2 separate regions of the Homo sapiens genome follow, and region 1 is linked to region 2. Evidence: chromatin loops called from intact Hi-C (ENCODE). Cell type or tissue: A673. All regions are shown on one strand. Each heading gives the region's core, and the rest is flanking DNA. Links, peaks and the distances in the headings are about the cores only. Region 1 overlaps COL24A1 (collagen type XXIV alpha 1 chain). Region 2 has its middle 25 kb from the start of CCN1.

Evidence for each region. A loop is a pair of places that touch in the nucleus more often than their neighbours do. Peaks named below come from ENCODE experiments on the same cell type or tissue, not always from the same donor. Only the 100,000 strongest peaks of a DNase experiment are listed, where the experiment ranks them.
Region 1: a loop joins it to region 2, with 3 times the contacts of the local background. A loop is called at or near these places in 5 of 110 quality-filtered maps.

Annotation. Positions count from the first base shown.
Region 1 is chr1:86,014,388-86,022,728 of GRCh38, forward strand. It overlaps COL24A1 (collagen type XXIV alpha 1 chain), which reads right to left. Exons shown (of 60, transcript NM_152890.7): 17 at 8,151-8,204; 18 at 7,853-7,906; 19 at 2,764-2,817. Among named protein-coding and RNA genes, the nearest start is that of COL24A1, 140 kb to the right of the region's middle. RefSeq lists an enhancer at 2,027-2,216. In A673, for the core only: a CTCF peak has its summit at 4,116 (motif pointing left); a DNase peak (open chromatin) is centred at 4,104.
Region 2 is chr1:85,601,466-85,609,806 of GRCh38, forward strand. No RefSeq gene overlaps it. Among named protein-coding and RNA genes, the nearest start is that of CCN1, 25 kb to the left of the region's middle. RefSeq lists enhancers at 5,050-5,914, 5,508-6,707, 5,915-6,780. In A673, for the core only: CTCF peaks have their summits at 4,739 (motif pointing right) and 4,944; a DNase peak (open chromatin) is centred at 6,006.

The sequences.
Region 1 (8,341 bases), core at 289-8,288, 410 kb after region 2:
TTTAAACTTTGTTTTAATTCATCTGTTACATTGCTTCATCTAATACCTTTATGCAGATGATTATATAAATATGTATCTCTAGTCTACTTTTCTGAGCTTTAGGCCTACAGTTTTAAGACTCTTATTAGACTAATTTTCTATTTCTCCTAAAGGCCTTTGAACCCTAACAGATTCAAAGCCAAAACATTATTTCCTGCCACTCTGAATCTCTTCCTTCTCCTCCTCCTCCTTTTCCTATTTTCTATTTTTGGAATGATGATCCACATTCTACCCAACTTTTCAAGCAAAAAGTGTTCAAATTGCCTTTTATTCCTCTCTCTTACAATTGGAATGAACTGTTTTATGTATTGTGAATTATATTTTCTAGTTCTCTCTTTAAGCTATCCTTTCCTTTCTATTGTCACAGGACCTCATCATCAATCCCCTGCTCTGCTGCACCATCCTTCTAAATAACCTTTAGTTCATCTCCTTGGCACTCCTCCTTCCCTTCTTCTCTTTTATCCTTCCCCCTGCTGCTTTGCATAAAGCACAACTCTGATAATTCCTTTCTCTTGCTTAAATATCTTTGGTTAACGCATACAGGATAAAGTCTGAATTTAGCACAATGCATAAGACCCTTTACCTGAGTAAAATTCATCCACTATACAAGCAGAAAGTTTTCAGGCTTGGTTTGCTACCAAATATACTATTTAAAATTCTTGGACCTGCAAGTTTATTAAAAGCCTAATGTTGACAAGGATTTGGATAAAAGTGTTGTCTCACATATAGTTGCCTATGTACTATATTTTTATGATCAAGAAAAAGTTATGCTCCTTGAATTAGGCCCCATTTCCCAAAACAATCTAGCATCAGTTCTTGACAGAGTACAGGTTACATTTTTAGCCCCATGAAAAAACTTAATACAGGTGAAGAGGAAGGATTGGTACTCTGAAAATGCTGGGGCTCAGGACCTTATATTAGTGGTGCTAAAATCAGAGATAATGAGATAATGTTTTCAGTGTTGATGGATATTATGAAATTTTAAAGGGAAGAGAGAAATAAATAAACATCTTTAGAAGACCAAGTAGTAAGTGAAAACATGGCGCATGCATCCTTTAACCAAGCTTTATGAGAAAGAAGAAAAATGACTCAAAACCATACTTATAGCAAGGAGGTAACATAGCCATTTCTAGTGTACATATCACCTGTAACTGCAGTAATAATAGGACAATACAGTCATAATAATAACCTTTAAAGATAATGAAAATTAAAATAGATTCTGTATCCTCAGTATGACAAGGCAGTAAATACTATTCATTCCAGGAAAGCTTTCATTAAAAATGATTAAAATAAAAATTGTAGGCTCATATGGAGAAGCTTATACTAATCTGAAGTTTTAATTACTCAATTTCCTTCCTATCAGAATGCTGAGATCAATATACTACTGTATTTTACTTCCTATTACCTCTCTATTGGTAAAACTAGCTACAATGAAGTTTTGAAGACTCTACTTTTTCTTTTTTTTTTTTTTTTTTGGAGACGGGGTCTCATTTTGTCACCCAGGCTGAAGTGCAGTGGTGCCACCCCAGGCTCAAGTGATCATCCTACCTCAGCCTCCCGAGTAGCTGGGACTACAGGTGTGAGCCACCATGCCTGGCTAACTTTTAAAACATTTTTTCTTTTTTTTTTTTAGCAACAGGGTCTCACTATGTTGCTAGGGCTGGTCTAGAACTCCTGGACTCAAGGCGATCCTCTCACATCAGCCTCCCAAAGTGCTGGGATTGCACCATGCCCAGCCTGCTTTTTAGATTTTTGAACTGTCAATACCCAATGTGTTTTGAAATCATACAGTAAGTAAGAATAGGCATTTTCTAAAGAAATCAGCCAACCTTGAAGGACAGCTGTGAAGTAAGAAGTAGATCTTATGGTTTACAAAGAGAGGGAGACAGCATCAGTACAGCAGTAGTCTTAGAAACTCTGCCTACTACTCTGACACTATGACATTATTGCTCTAACTTATTTATTCTGATGCCAATTATTTTCTCAGCCTTCTGCTGAATCTATGACTCTAAATTAAATATGTATGTACACTGATATGTGTGTGCTTGCGTGTATGTGTGTGTGTGTAGGCACACACAGGCACACACATATCAATATGGGCATATATTTTTGAAACTAGAGTGAGCTTCAGAAGTTTCATCTCCATGTAGTATATCTTTGACTCATAGGTCTGACTCATAGTAGGATTTTTTAAAATCCAAATGTTTTATCTCAGAAGCTTATGTTCTATATAGACTTTTAGAAAAGAAGGCCACTGTATATCAACCATTAAACCAAAGTCAAAAATTTTAAAGTATATACAAACAAATTTGATATATGTACTACAGACTTAATTGTATTTATTTTAGAATACTGTATGAGATTTAAATGATATATGGATATAGCAATAATTGGAAACATTTTGCATTAATAATTCAGTGGAGTTTCTTTCCTGAAATTTGGTTCCAAGCCTCAAGTACTTGTTATTAATAGCTGTGCAGAACAAATAAATCAGCTGTGATCCTAATCAGTGTGAAAATGTGGCTAATGCACTTTTCTGTTTCCCTAGGATCCCTGTTGCATACCTCGTGACATAACAGAAAAAATGTAGTCCAAACTATTTACGGAGATCTAAACTTTAAAGAGGATCTTTCTTAAGCTTGCTATGTTGAAACATGTTTTATCAAACAAGTTTAATTTCCACCATTTTGTTTCAAATTTATTAACTTTCCACCAATATTTTACCTCTGGTCCTGGAGGGCCAGATGGTCCTTGGAGTCCTGGGTCACCTGTTTGGCCCTAAAATGGGGGGGGAGGATCAAAGTATAAACATAAACTTAATAAACACAATTAAAAGAAGAAACAGGCATATGGTAAACAAATAGCAGTCAGTCATTATATTATCATGTCAAACAAGGTTGTAATGACTTTTTAGAAAAATTTGTAACCATCATTACTGTAAAAGTTTTTAAATAAGATGTTTATGGGTTTAATATACATTCACTCAAGTGTTAAGTGATACAAACAAATTAATGAGTCAAGTGCTCAAATCAAGAAAAGAATTGTATGTTTATATGTGTTTCACAGAGATAAGACAATAAAGCTGGACTCAACAAGATAGGGAATTCTAGAGGAGAAACTGCTTTTATAAATAACCACAGTCCCAGGGCTGTCTCTGAAAATTCCTCTCTCCTTTGATACTGTAAGTGGCCTGAATTAGTAATTAAGACTCACCTGGATTGAAATCCTTGTTGCTTAATCTCTCTAAGCCTCAGTTTTCTCATCAATAAAATAGAAATAATAATTATAGTACTAACATTCTCAAAGAGTCATTGGAGAGTTAAATTAGATAATATATGTAAAGTGCTAAGCACAATGTCTGACATATGAAGTACTCATTAAATGTCAACCAATTTTACAATCATTATTCCTTCTCTTCACACCCTTTCTGCTTTCCTGGCTCACACATAGAATTCCTAGACTGTTTTCATCCTTTAATTGAAGTTTTAAGGATTCAGTTTCAGTATCTCTGAAGCTAGTTTCTGACATTCATGATAAAGATGTGAAATCAGGGTTAAAGGAGAAAGTGACAGGAAAGAGAAGTAGGTATAAAGCCTGAAACTAGAGAAGGCTAGCAATGCTCTCGAGAGATGAAAGTTTGGAAAGGGAGGACAGTAGTCTGATATATCCATTTTCATAAGAAAAACTATTGCATTCATTATTTCTGTCATATTAAGTTTCTATATGAGCTTCAAATTTAATTTAAATAAGCCTCAGATCACCTAAACTTGCAAGTTACAATACGGGATTGCCCATTTTCCAAAACCTAAAGCACAGTTTCCAATATGCACTTAATTCATTCTCAGTGCTGAGGTATCTGGACATAAAACAGGACACCATAAACTACTGCAATCAAATCCAGAGAAAGGCAGTGAAATATTATGGAAAGGCTCATTTAAGTTTCCCTTTCCAAATAAACAAAAACAAAATCTGTGATCCATCAGAATCAGTATACTGAAGTTCTTAAAATGACAAGCATCTCTCTTTAAAGAGATAGAGAAAGGGGCGAGGGGCTCTCATTGGAGCCCTCTAGTGGCAAAATCCAACCACAAAGCTAAATTTCTAAGCAGTGAGGATAAAATAGCAATACCCTAGGGCTTTGTTTTCAGAAAAGCTGATTGACAATCACATATTTAAAAACAGAAATTGTGTAATGATTTTATTTGATCTTCAGAATAATTCTTTGTTTTGTAAAATTTTGATTGCAAATTTCCTATGAATGTCAATTTTTCTTTATAAAAGCTGACATTTTAAGTAACTTATAGATAACTAATATTAAATAAACCTCTACAAATGACAAAAATCCCTAGCTAAAAAATGGATAGGGCATAACAATTGTGTTTGTTTTCTTGGTCTAAAGGAAAGTGTATTTACGAACAACCTCAGAGTGGTAGTTTTCTCTATTTTTTTTTAAAATACTTGTAGAGCAAAAGCTTCCCTATTCAAGAACTGTAACAACTTTCCAAATCAGGACATTCCTTCTTATATCTTGAAAATATTATTTCATGTTACAACTTAGATCTACTTGGAAACAATATTAGTTAGTAACACCAACCTCTTAGGTAACAGAAAATTAAAAGTAGGATCTATAAAATAGGGAAGACATCCTTATGATGTTGGCATTCTTTCCACGACAGTAAACAAACATTTTAGATAGGCATTAACTTATATAATTGAATGTGGGAGTTTGTTTCTTAATATAATAACTGATTCTGCATAAGCAACTTTTCATCAAACAAGTGTCTCCTTCTATAAGAAGGAAAGGTTTCCTGGTCAAACACCTACAGTTTTTCTATTAATAATATATACAGCCAGGTGCAGTGGCTCACACCTATAATCCCACATTCTAGGAGGCCGAGGTAAGAGGATTGCTTGAGGCCAGGAGTTTAAGACTAACCTGGGCAACAAAGCAAGACCTGGTTTCTACAATTTTTTTTTTTTTTAATTAGCTGGGTATGGTGGTGGACCTGCAGTCCTTGCTACTTGAGAGGCTGAGGTGGAAGGACCACTTGACCCCAAGAGTTGGAGACTGCAGTGAGCTGTGATGGCACCATTACACTCTATCCTGAGCAACAGAGGGAGGCCCTGTCTCTAAAAATTTTTTTTTTAATTAAAACAAAAAGATACAAACAAGTAATAAATACAACAAGAGACAAAATACAAGGCTATCTCACTAATTTTAATTCATGAATGCTTATCTTATCTTCGGCCCAAAGTAGTTTTCAAAAGTTTGATAAAACAAATAAAAAAAAATCAATTATCTCCCTACCAAAGTAATTCCTGCTGACATTAATTTTCTTTATTAGAACAGTACAGAAAGGTGTAAAATGAGTAAGTAAAAGCCTCACTCTCACTGTCTCTTGCTCCCTGCCCTAAAAGAACATCATTAGCATTTATTGTGACTTCTTTCAGGAAAAAAATACTAAGGGCTTTAAGATAATGTGTTAAAGGTGAAACAGGCTCTCTGCCTTTTCTTTAGCTTACACTAGGAGGAATATTAGTAAGTACTATGTCTAAAAGAGAAAAACATCATAATCACAGGACTATAAGGAACCTTACATATGATATGGCCTAAACTTTCTTTTTTCATTCTTTCTTTTTTTTTTTTTTTTTTTTTTTTGAGATGGAGTCTCACTCTGTCGCTCAAGCTGGAGTCCAGTGGCGCAATCTTGACTTACTGCAACCTCTGCCTTCTGGATTCAAGCGATTCTCCTGCCTCAGCCTCCTGAGGAGCTGGGACTACAGGTGCCTGCCACTATGCCTGGGTAATTTTTGTATTTTTAGTAGAGACAGGGTTTCACCATGTTGGTCAGGGTGGTCTCGAACTCCTGACCTCGTGATCCACCCACCTCAGCTGCCCAAAGTGCTGGGATTACAGGCGTGAGCCACCGCACGTGGCCCTAACTTTCATTTTAAACATGAGAAGCTGGTACCATGGTGGTTAAATACCCAAGGTGATAGCCAGTAGGTTAAGTGCCAGAGCTGGGACCAGAATCCAGGTCTTTGTCTCTCTAGCCAATGATTTTTTTACTCCCATCAACATGTTATAAATATAAATTTAATCAAAGAGTAAGGAACACTAAAATGGTTTGCCTTGTGTAAGCACGATACTTGACTCTAGTTTTCTCAAAAAATTAATTGTAAAGCACAAAAAAATACTTATATTATTTATTAGTTAATAGTGCCCTTAGAGCATGTATTGTATCATTTCATCCTATTTGGTCAAGCGCTAGAAAAATGTCACATTATTTAAAAAAAAGAATATGTAAAAAGTATCTTATTTTGCCAATCACTGCAAATATCAGAGAGTCTTTATATGGTTTAGAACCATCCTTGAAAAACAGAAGTTGTTTGTTAGCTTCATGACCTAGTCTCATGATCCAATTTATGCACTCTAGAGTTTCTGAGATTCAACTCAAGGGTACAAGGGAGGGTACACGGCTTATTAGGTTAAGCCCTTATGGCAATAAGCCCAGGGCAAAGAACTAGTATAAGCAAAGGTCACCACTAACATTTCATCGAATAGATGCCAAAAATTGTTCTTTGGGTTAAATAATTCCTAAGAGATGTATATAAAATACTGTCACTGTTAGAAGTCACAAAGAATGGGGTAAAGTTCTGTAATTTAATACTGCTTCCTGAGATTAAAAAAATAAATAATCCTGAGATGGAAGGGTAGAGTTAGAGGGAACACAATGAACTGCTCAGGAACATAACACAATTATTTTTTAATGTATATTTTAATGTGACATTAATAAATTATAATCCTATATGTATTTTTTGTATGTATAATCATCTCTACCTTTTTCATAGAATTGAATCCTATATCTAATTTTTTCTATCTGTAATCACCTTTACCTTCACAGAGTTGTAATCAATATTAAACTCCTAAAACCATCTTAAAATATTAAACCCTAAAACAGTATGGCACAGTAGCTAAACGCATGAGCTCTGACATACCTGATTGCCTAGGTTTTTCTGAATGGTCACCTACTAAGTAGGTGGCCACCCAGGTGACCTTAGATGTTTTCTAACACTGTGTCTCAATTTTCTTAATATAAAAAATAGGAATAATAATAGTACCAACTTTGTAGGATTGTTGTGAAGATTAATTTAGATGTATAGTCCTTAGAATACTGCCTGGTATTGTGTAGATACTCAGCAAATGTTAGCTATAATAATTATGATTTTTAATATTTAGAAATATATTTTCTCAAGTTTTAACCATTTTATTTAAATAGCTTTAATTATTAAGTAATTTTAGATTTATAATTTTTTGAGTTTTATGTTAACAGCAATATAAGGTATCTTTTTCTTTCGTCTAATTGATGTCCAAGGGTCAGGAAAAAAAATAAGGATTTAGAATATTTTGGTCCACAAGAGAGTGCAAACATGCTACCTTTTCTTCAGACTGTTTCCTTAATAAAATTGATATTTTGAAAAGTTAAAATATTATTTAAGGTGCTTTACATTTTCTGGCTTCAAAGCCTATTGTTTTAATTTAAATATTGTCTATATTAAATTATTCAGTAGAATAATATGACCAAGATCTTTAGGACTCTCAGAAACTTGGCTTTGGCCTAGGGTTGGGAGTAGAGGGAAGTCCAAAAGTCTATGGAATGTGAACTGAATACCTGAGGGATTTGCTATATTCTAAAACTAAGGAGACAAATGCTCAGTAGGCTTATACCCTACTTAGATCAACAGTGTCGAGACTCATGCCATGACATGCACTCTGTCAATTACAAAGAGCAAAGCAAAAGTTCAAACCTACTGAAGGCCCTGACTTTCCTCTCATCCCTGGTGGTCCTGGTAAACCAACAGCACCCTAAGAGAAGAGAATAACAGAAGAGAAAGTTATTATACCACAAAAGGCAGACATACCACTATTTACAAACTGCTAAAAAATTTCATAAAGTATGCTAAAATATTGAGACAAAAGTTTCAAACAAGAACTTAAAACCATATTGATACCACATTCTAACACAATACATGGATAAAATAATAAGCAGTTCTTTCTTTTGAATTTACACTTTTTCATATTTACATAAAATTAATGGTATAAACATTACCTTGTCTCCAGGATACCCGGGTTCTCCTAGCTCTCCTGCTGTGCCTTGTTCACCCTGGAAAGCACAATTTCATGCAAAGATACTTATGTATCACAAACATGGCAATATTATAAGAAAGCAAATATTCATTGTAGAAGAATAATTTCTCTATTTTTCTTACTTCTGAGGAAAACTAATATAATTGATACTAC
Region 2 (8,341 bases), core at 31-8,030:
TTCTTCTCCAACTAGACTGTGAGTTCCTAGAGGGCAGAGAACATACTTATAATTTTCTGTACTTTGCAGTGCCTAGCACAGTGTCATACACATAGAAAATACACTGTAAAACACTCTAATGAATGAAAGAAAAGTGAATAGTTAATATAAATCCTATGCTCTCTCAACAGAAAAGTGCACTGAGTAATCAACCAGCCCACTCAAGTAGAGGCAGGAAGGTCCCGATTGGGCCTTGTTCTTCCTATTGGGACTAACATTGGAAACAGCCAGACTCGCTGAGTCTGATGTGCCCTGGAGCAGGCGGGGAGGGAGCTTCCGAACTACAGCTTCTCCAGCACTTGGAGCAGCTCGAGGCCTCTCACCTTAAGGCCTGGTCAACCAGCTGCTGGCCAGACACACTGCAATGCTGGGCTCCCTGGGAACCTATTTATGTTTCTCCTGAAAACCAGTATGTAATATCAAACTTCTGAAAGTAAAATCACAGTTTAAGTGGATTGTGGGAGCTGGCTATTTCGGGGAACCTTCTGGTGAGTTCTCTGGTAACGTCAATAACCACTCCCTGATTTATCTATTTTATAACTTTGGATTTTTGCGTATCCTGTTCCCTTAGAACAAGGCACACCCTTATATTGGGTTTCCCCACAGTAGAGTCTTTGTGCTGGGTCAGTGGCTTGAAGGGTTTTTGCCTCTCTCCCTTGAGGGTTCCTGTTCTGCTCAGGCCCCAGTTAGACTAAACCTCTTCCCCAGGTGCCAGGGCTTCCCTGCTGTGAAAGTAGTAAATGGAAACCACGTGTTGCTTTATTTCACTTTATTTTAGAATAAAGTTACTTCTGACCAGTTTCATTCCAACTTTTGAGAGATGGACCACAGAGAGATGCACGCTGCACACAACAGGGCATCAGTGGGCATGCCACATGTGTGCAGGGGCAAGGAATGTGCTTCACACATGCTTCACACATTCAACCCCTGTGTACTGAGCAACTGAGGCATCCCAGGTTCTGTGCCAACTCTTTTGGGGACTGCAGAGATGCCCAAGACTCAGCCTCTGGCCTTGAGAAACTCAGTCTAGTTACAGTAAGCTCTGCTGCATGATACCATGCAGGTCGGAGGCTGCTCCTTCCTGAGAGAGTTGGGGAAGGTTTTACCTGGGGTAGAATCTGGAAGTTGGGTGTTGGGAGAAAAGGAAAGGGCAAAGAGTCACCAGGTAGTGAGGCAACATGTACAAAGGCACAGGTGTGTGAGACCACGGGGACCAGGGAACGGTCAGACAGAGGGCGCTCTGCAGCCTCCCCCTTTACTCCTACCCTGAGTCAGTTACGGGGAGGCTGAAGCCTTCCCTTGCCTGGGCCCATAATTGCAAGGTCTCCAGAGAAATCTAAACTTGATCTCCCAGATCTCCTGTTTCCCACAAACCTCTGAGCCTGCACTCCTCTCTTTTGTCCTGCTGCTGCTGGTGTTGCAGCACCCACTGACAGGAAATGGGGCCCCTGAAAAGATCTTTGCTCCTGTAGTTTTGCAGGCTAGAAGGCGAGAGAAGCAGGAGAGGGCCAGTTAGGAGCACTGAGCATGGTCCCAGCACAGGGTTGTGATACCCACTTAGAAATGACCAATGACGTCCTGATACTTGCTTAGTCCCCTTTCCTGGTCCTTCCTAAATTGTCATATGCTTGAGAAACCTGGATGTCCATATGTGCCTGGCCTGTTTCTCTGCATCTGCCCCCAGGGTATGATAATCCCTGGAATACACAAGCTCTCATGACCCCTTCAAAGTGGTGAGAGACATTAGAGGCAGTGCCCATGTGTCTCTCTGAGGCTTCAGTCATCTTATCCCTAATCTCTGAGCTCAGTCTCCTGGGTTCAGATATCAGGGCTAACTCCTTAATCCGTAATCTCCTGGGCTAACTCCTTAGGGCTAGAGCTGAGTCCAGTCATCATCTGTGGACAATTCTCCCACTCACGATAGGCAGGCGGGGCCACCTGTTTTACTTCTTAACACTATTTAGTCGGGATAAGGATGCTATAATTCATGGGGTGAACTGTGAGACCTTACACTTGGAAGTGACTTGGAGGTCCCTGGCTCCACCGACTGCCAGACCCCTTTCCCACCTCCTCGGCCAGAGGTGGTCCAGGCCTCTGTCACTGATGGAGTTGGTGCCTGCTCTGCCTCTTTCCACAGCTCATACTCCAGAAGTGTTAGCCACTCTTCTGACTATTAGCTTGACATCCATCTCCTTATAGCTTTCAGTAACTGTTTAGGTTTTTCCTTCCAGCATTCCTCAGAATGAATTTAATCCTCTTTCATATTGCCATATTTAAGACCTCTAAATTAGGTGCTTCTTCCCCACGTGCACTCTCAACCTTTTATTTCTTTCTAGGATAAACACAGCAGCTACAATTATTCTTCACATGATCTGTCTTCAGGACTTTCATTTCCCTGGTTGCTTGCTTCCAAATACACCTCAGTCTGTTAAGGTCACTCTAAAACTGAGATATTGATAGGGTAACAGAACCCTCCAGGTCTTCCCTGAGTGCCAACTGCAGCAAGTCTATTAGCTCCTGTAGGATCCTGAAGTGGACTTCTGTTTACAAATCCACCCTCCCTCCTGAACCATGAGCACTTACTTTCTTGCTCTCTTGGTCCTCACACCCCCAACCCCCAATCCCCAAGCTGAATTAAAGGGCAGATGTAAATTTCAGAATCCAAGAGACAACACAGTATAGGAGAATTGTTTTAACTTTCTTGGTATTACTAGCTCCCAGCACAAAACCTAGGAGCCAGCAGGCACTCAATAACTGTATGGTCAATCAACCAGTACATCTGTTTAATGTAAGTACGGTAAGCTTGCATGTAGTTTCTTAGCAGTATGTCAATGTTTATGGTTAACTGCAATCTCATGGTCTATTTCATGTGACCTTCTATAAGAAGAATCTGTCAGTTCTACTTGTAGTGTTGACTTTCCTTAATGTAAATTTAGGACCTGACATTTATGTAACAAACCCTTCCAAAATTGGGTGGCTTAAAACAACAACAATTTATAATTGTCACAATTTTGTTGGTTGATGAAGTTCAGCTGGGAAGTTACTCATGCGGTCACTCATGCAGGTGGGAGCTTGGCTGGGGCTAGAATGTTCCAAATGACTCCTCATCCTCTGGGGTCTCTCTCCTTGTGGCTTTTCATCACTCAGTATTCTACCCTGAGTTTCTTTACAGCCAAGGGGCTGGCTTCTAAGAGGGAGTGTCACAAGAAGACAAGCCTCGATGTACAAGAACCTATTAAGCCTCTGATTGCTCCAAACTTACTAACACCTTGTTGGTTAAAACAAGTCACATGATCAAGCCCAGCATCAAGGTGGAAGGGAACTATATAAAGCCATAGACACTGGGAGGTAGTTCACTGGGGACTGCCAATGTCACAGTCTACCACATTTATCCTTATTAGATGTCATTGTTACACTTTTGAGAGGGAAGATTTTTGCTCACATCTTTATAAAAATTCAAATTTTTCAGGATATGGGCTCCATGATGATGGTGATGACAATGATACATCATTTACTGTCTACAGTATCCTAGGTTTTTCTTTTCATGATTAAAATTTATATAAAAATCCCAAGGACAGAATTATTGCTCCCACTGAAGAGATAAGAAAAATGAGATTCACAGAGCCTCAATAAGTTTCTTAGTCTCAATCTTAGCTGAAGGCAAGATTTCAACCTAGGTCTCTTTAATTCCAAAGGAGGTGTTTTTTTCCACTGTACCATACTGGCTCTGAGTCTACTTTTGACTCAAGGAAACATATAATTCCCTGCAGAAGAGTGTTTTTCAAATTCTAATAAGGAACTCAAATAGTTAGACAATGCAAAATCACTTTTCTTTCTCTGGAGTTCTTTAAGTGTTTAAATTTCATTTTGTTCTAGGGTATTTTGGTTTCTTTTGCTTTATATAGTGAGTTCTCCTGACTAGTGAAGGAGCCCGAAAGTGCTGATCATACAGTAGGGCTGGGATGTTTAAATATCTGGATGAAGGTTCTGATAAGACTTCATATAAATAGCTATAAGGCAGGGTTCCCATACAAAAAAAAATTGAGTTTGAACTTGAAGTTAGTCTTAACTCCATCTATACTGTCTGGATTGCCAGTGTAATTGGCCTCCAAGTAGAGAACTATGCTTTTTTCTTTATCTACTCTGGTAAATTATTAAAAGGCTCTTCTGCCCAGGGGATCATTAACTACCTGGGAGGTCTGGCAGGTGCAGCAAAGTGAACCAGGGCAGCTCTGGTTGGGATGGCAGGACTGAGCTTCCTCAGGCAACTTCCACTGCTCAGCCAGAATGAGGGAAAGACCAGCCCTGGGCAGGGCTGCAGGGATTGGGCTGGTGGGCAAGAATAGAGGTAAAGACGGGATGGAGGAAGAGGACCTCCCTGTCCAGCCTGAAAGTGGACTTCCAACTCTTTATGTCACTCAACTCCCATTTGCCTGATGGAATGTGTGCCGTGTGCACCTGCATTTACCCACATTCCCTCCTTCCTCTCTTGGAGGGTGAAAGTGGAGGCAAGGACGAGTCCCAGATTGGCCAATGCAGAAACAACATTTGTGTGGATGACACAGGAGAGCAGGGGAGGTGAGCAGGAGTGACAAAACCTCAGTTAAACCCGTCATCAACCCAATATCTTCACTATCCACATGAAGTGACACGGGAGGTTATACGACACGGCCAAGCCCACCAACTTCCTTAGCACCAGAGATGGCATGGCACTAGATGGCACTAGAACCCACACCTGCCACCCCCAGGCAGGGCTTTTTCCTTGGCACTGGTGCAGTCACCAATCTCAGTAGCTTTCACGAGCCTACAATTGAAAGCACTTTTCTCTATGGCTTTACATCTTGGCCTTTAGGGCAGTAACCCACAGCCTAGTTAGTTCTACTTCTTCTGCCACCCTTCCCTTGTTTCTGTTGGAAAGTGGTGCAGCTATTGGAGGATGTGCTTGACTGAATGTGCTCCCTCAGCTTTTCAGTCCATAGGATGGGCCCCAGCTATACCCTTTCACTCCTTCCCTGCTCAAAGATCATGGAAGAATTCCTGAGGTAACATTTTCATCTTGGGTGAGACTCATTCTTTACAATTCACCCCTGTGGTGAGCTCAGCCTAGTGCAGCCTCTCGTTTGCTCTGTTCACACACACACACACACACACACACAGTCATGCATGTATGCACATACGCACGCACACATGAGAAACACAAGAAAGCACCTTTAAAAAAAATTAGCGGATGATACTTTCCCTTTGTGGATGGTTGCACCTCATACCAATCATGGGTTTAAGCTTGGTGAGGAAAGAGATGGACGGAGATAGAAGCTGGGGAGAAAGATTTGTAATTATTTAAACTTATTGAATAGCTATGTGCCTGCTCCGCTCTGAAAATAGCGCCTGGGTTAAAAGTCTCTGTACCTCAGAAGGTCACCATCTGTAGGAGAGGTAGATCAAAACATATCATTTTAATCAGGAAGAGTTTGAGGTGTGGGAGGTTACAAGGCCCAGGCCTGAGATGGAACTAGCACCCACATCTGACACCCCCGGCACAGGGCTCACTCCTCAACCTTGGAGCTGTTGCCAACCTCAGTAGGTATGAAGAATGTATTGGGCACACATGTTGAAAGCAATGTTTTTCTAGGGCGTTTAGGAGTGAGAGAAGCAAGCGCAATTCCCTGTGGTGTCCCAACCACAAAGCCTCTTCTACCTGTAGCAGACAGAGGAGGTGACACATGAGCTGAGTCTGGGATGACAAGCTCACAAGCATTTGGGGTCAAGCATTCCAGGGAGAGGAGTCAGCCTGGGCAAAACCAAGGCAGCGCTCTCGGTAGGCCTGGGCCTCTGGCTAGTGGTTTCCTTCAACCCACACACTGCGCATGGAACCACAGAAGGCAGCACAGCAGAGCATCTGCCCTCACGTTCTTCCTGGTGGGGGGCCTCCCAAGGACATTCTGCCTCAGGTTCTTATTGTCTGAGGTCACTGAGCCTCCTGAAAGTATTTCAGGAATGTGGAGGCCTGACTCACTCTCTTCCTTGAGTTCACAGTCTGAAGTTCATAAAACCTCTTCCCCCTTTAGTCATTCTTATTCAAATACCGGCCCACAAGTTTCACAGATGGAGCTGGCAGGAGGAATCTTGGGAAGCATTTTTTTGCTCAGGATGTGAAAGTATATGAAGAGTTTGGGAGATCCAGGAGCAATCATTCACTAAGAGCCAGACCCCTGTGGCAGGCGCTGGCTAAACGCAGAGACTGGCTGGCTCGCTCACAGAGTGGAGATCACTGGCAGAAGAGAAATGCCATGAAAGCATCCACTCTGTGCCTCAGTTTCCTCAACTGTAAACAGAGACAATAACCACACCTTCTTCAGAGAACTGGATGGGGAGTGAGTTAATCCACATAAAGTAGTTAGAATACAGCCTGACACATAATAAGTGCTCAATAAATACTAGTTTATTGTTCATACTATTGCTTATTGTTGGCAGAGTGAGTTGTCTACACACTAAGTGGTGTGGGGAAGAGGAGGCATTCCTGGAATAGGACTGCGTGGGATAAACCTGAAAGGAAAATGTCCAATGCCGTGGGTGAGTGTCCAGATGGGGAGGCCTTTAGACATCACACACACACAGCAGGAGGGGCAGCTTGGGAGAGAAGAAACCCGAGTGGCACATCTAGCCTGATGCCAAAGTATCAATTCATGCACTTCTTCCGGTTGGAAACAGTTATAAAAATGTCCAGGGAATTAACAAAGGGGATGCAGGAGAGATATTTGGAGTACGGGATGGGCATACACATAGCCAAGCATGGGGTTTCAAATTGGTGTTATTCACCTTATTTCTCCTGCTGCCGTGCAGGCAATGAAATTCTCAGTGAGGCAGGCCACAGACAGATCAGATGCTCTGTTTTCCTCCTTTCTGACTGTAGCTCAGTTTAGAGGATTGAAAATGCTAGGAGACATCTAGCCTACCCTCTCCCTGCTCACACCGCACCTTGCCTCAGAGCTGGTTTTGACATCTGTCCTAGAAGACATCATCCATTGCCTTGATTCATGGGTATGAGTCTAAGCAATCTTAACCACTGCTGGGATTCCATTTGGACAAGGAAAAGCTTTCTCTGCTTTTCAGAACACTCTACAGAGAAACCCTAACTTTAGTAAGGCTCTGGGGACCCCAGGGGAGATCCAGAGAAGTAAAGCACCCAGCCCAATGGAGCTTCCAGAATGCATTTTGAGGGACAGTGCTTTAGTTCTTCCTTTGACCTCAGTCTCTTTTGGTCATTCCTTGTCCCCATTCTACTCCAACTGGAAAGGCTGAGTAGCTGCTCCTGCATATGTCTGTTATTGCAGTGACCCAAAGTAAGAATCTTAAATGAATTTGAAATCCCTTAAAAAAAGAGTAAAAATAGTCCTAGTGGAAAAGATGGTTCAGGAGTTTCACAGAAGGGAATTAGAAGAAGCCATTACTGACTCAAAGAAAAAGATTACTGAATAGATAGCAGAAGGTAACCTCTGCCCTACTTTCAGACCAATGAGTAGATATAAATGACATTACACTCTCGCTTCATGAAAAGTAACTGGAGAGTTGAGATGAGGTGATTCTTGAAAGAAGGAAAGGCTATTAGATTTCTTACTATTAATGATTAAGGTTCCTCAATTTTTTATTAACCAGCCTTTTTTTCTAATGACAAAATACATCCTTATGGTACATAATTCAAACTGTAGAGAAGGGAATAAAGTAAGAAGTAAAATTCCTTTTCTCCACTCCACACCCTCCTTCCCACACCTCCCTGAATACTTCCCTGCGGAAACCACTATTAACAGTTTCTTCTCCATCTTTCTAGAATTGCCTATGTATATTCCAACCTCCTCTGACAATCCTCTTTTTTACTCACCCACAAGAGGCCTTCCAACTTGGCATCTCACATCATGATACCGCCTTTGTCTGGGAAGCTCTTCTCCTCTTTGCATGGCTCCCTCATGGCTGCTACAACCTTCTCGGAATTGTCAACTACTCAGAGAGGTCTCCTGTGACTTCTCTATTTAAACAACCCCACCACCATCACCATTCTCCACCCTGACACCACCAGTGTCTGCCCAACCCTTAGCACAATGTCCAGCACACAGTATTTGATCAATACATGACGGATGCGTGAGTACATTAGGTACGTGCGCATGCACACATATGCATGTATTCTCCCCACAAAGTATAAAGGGGATGGTATTACAGAGATAATTCTGTAATTTGCTTTCCTACTTCACAACATATAATAAAAAACAATAATGATAATATTTCTTAAGCACTTATGTTCCAAGGACTA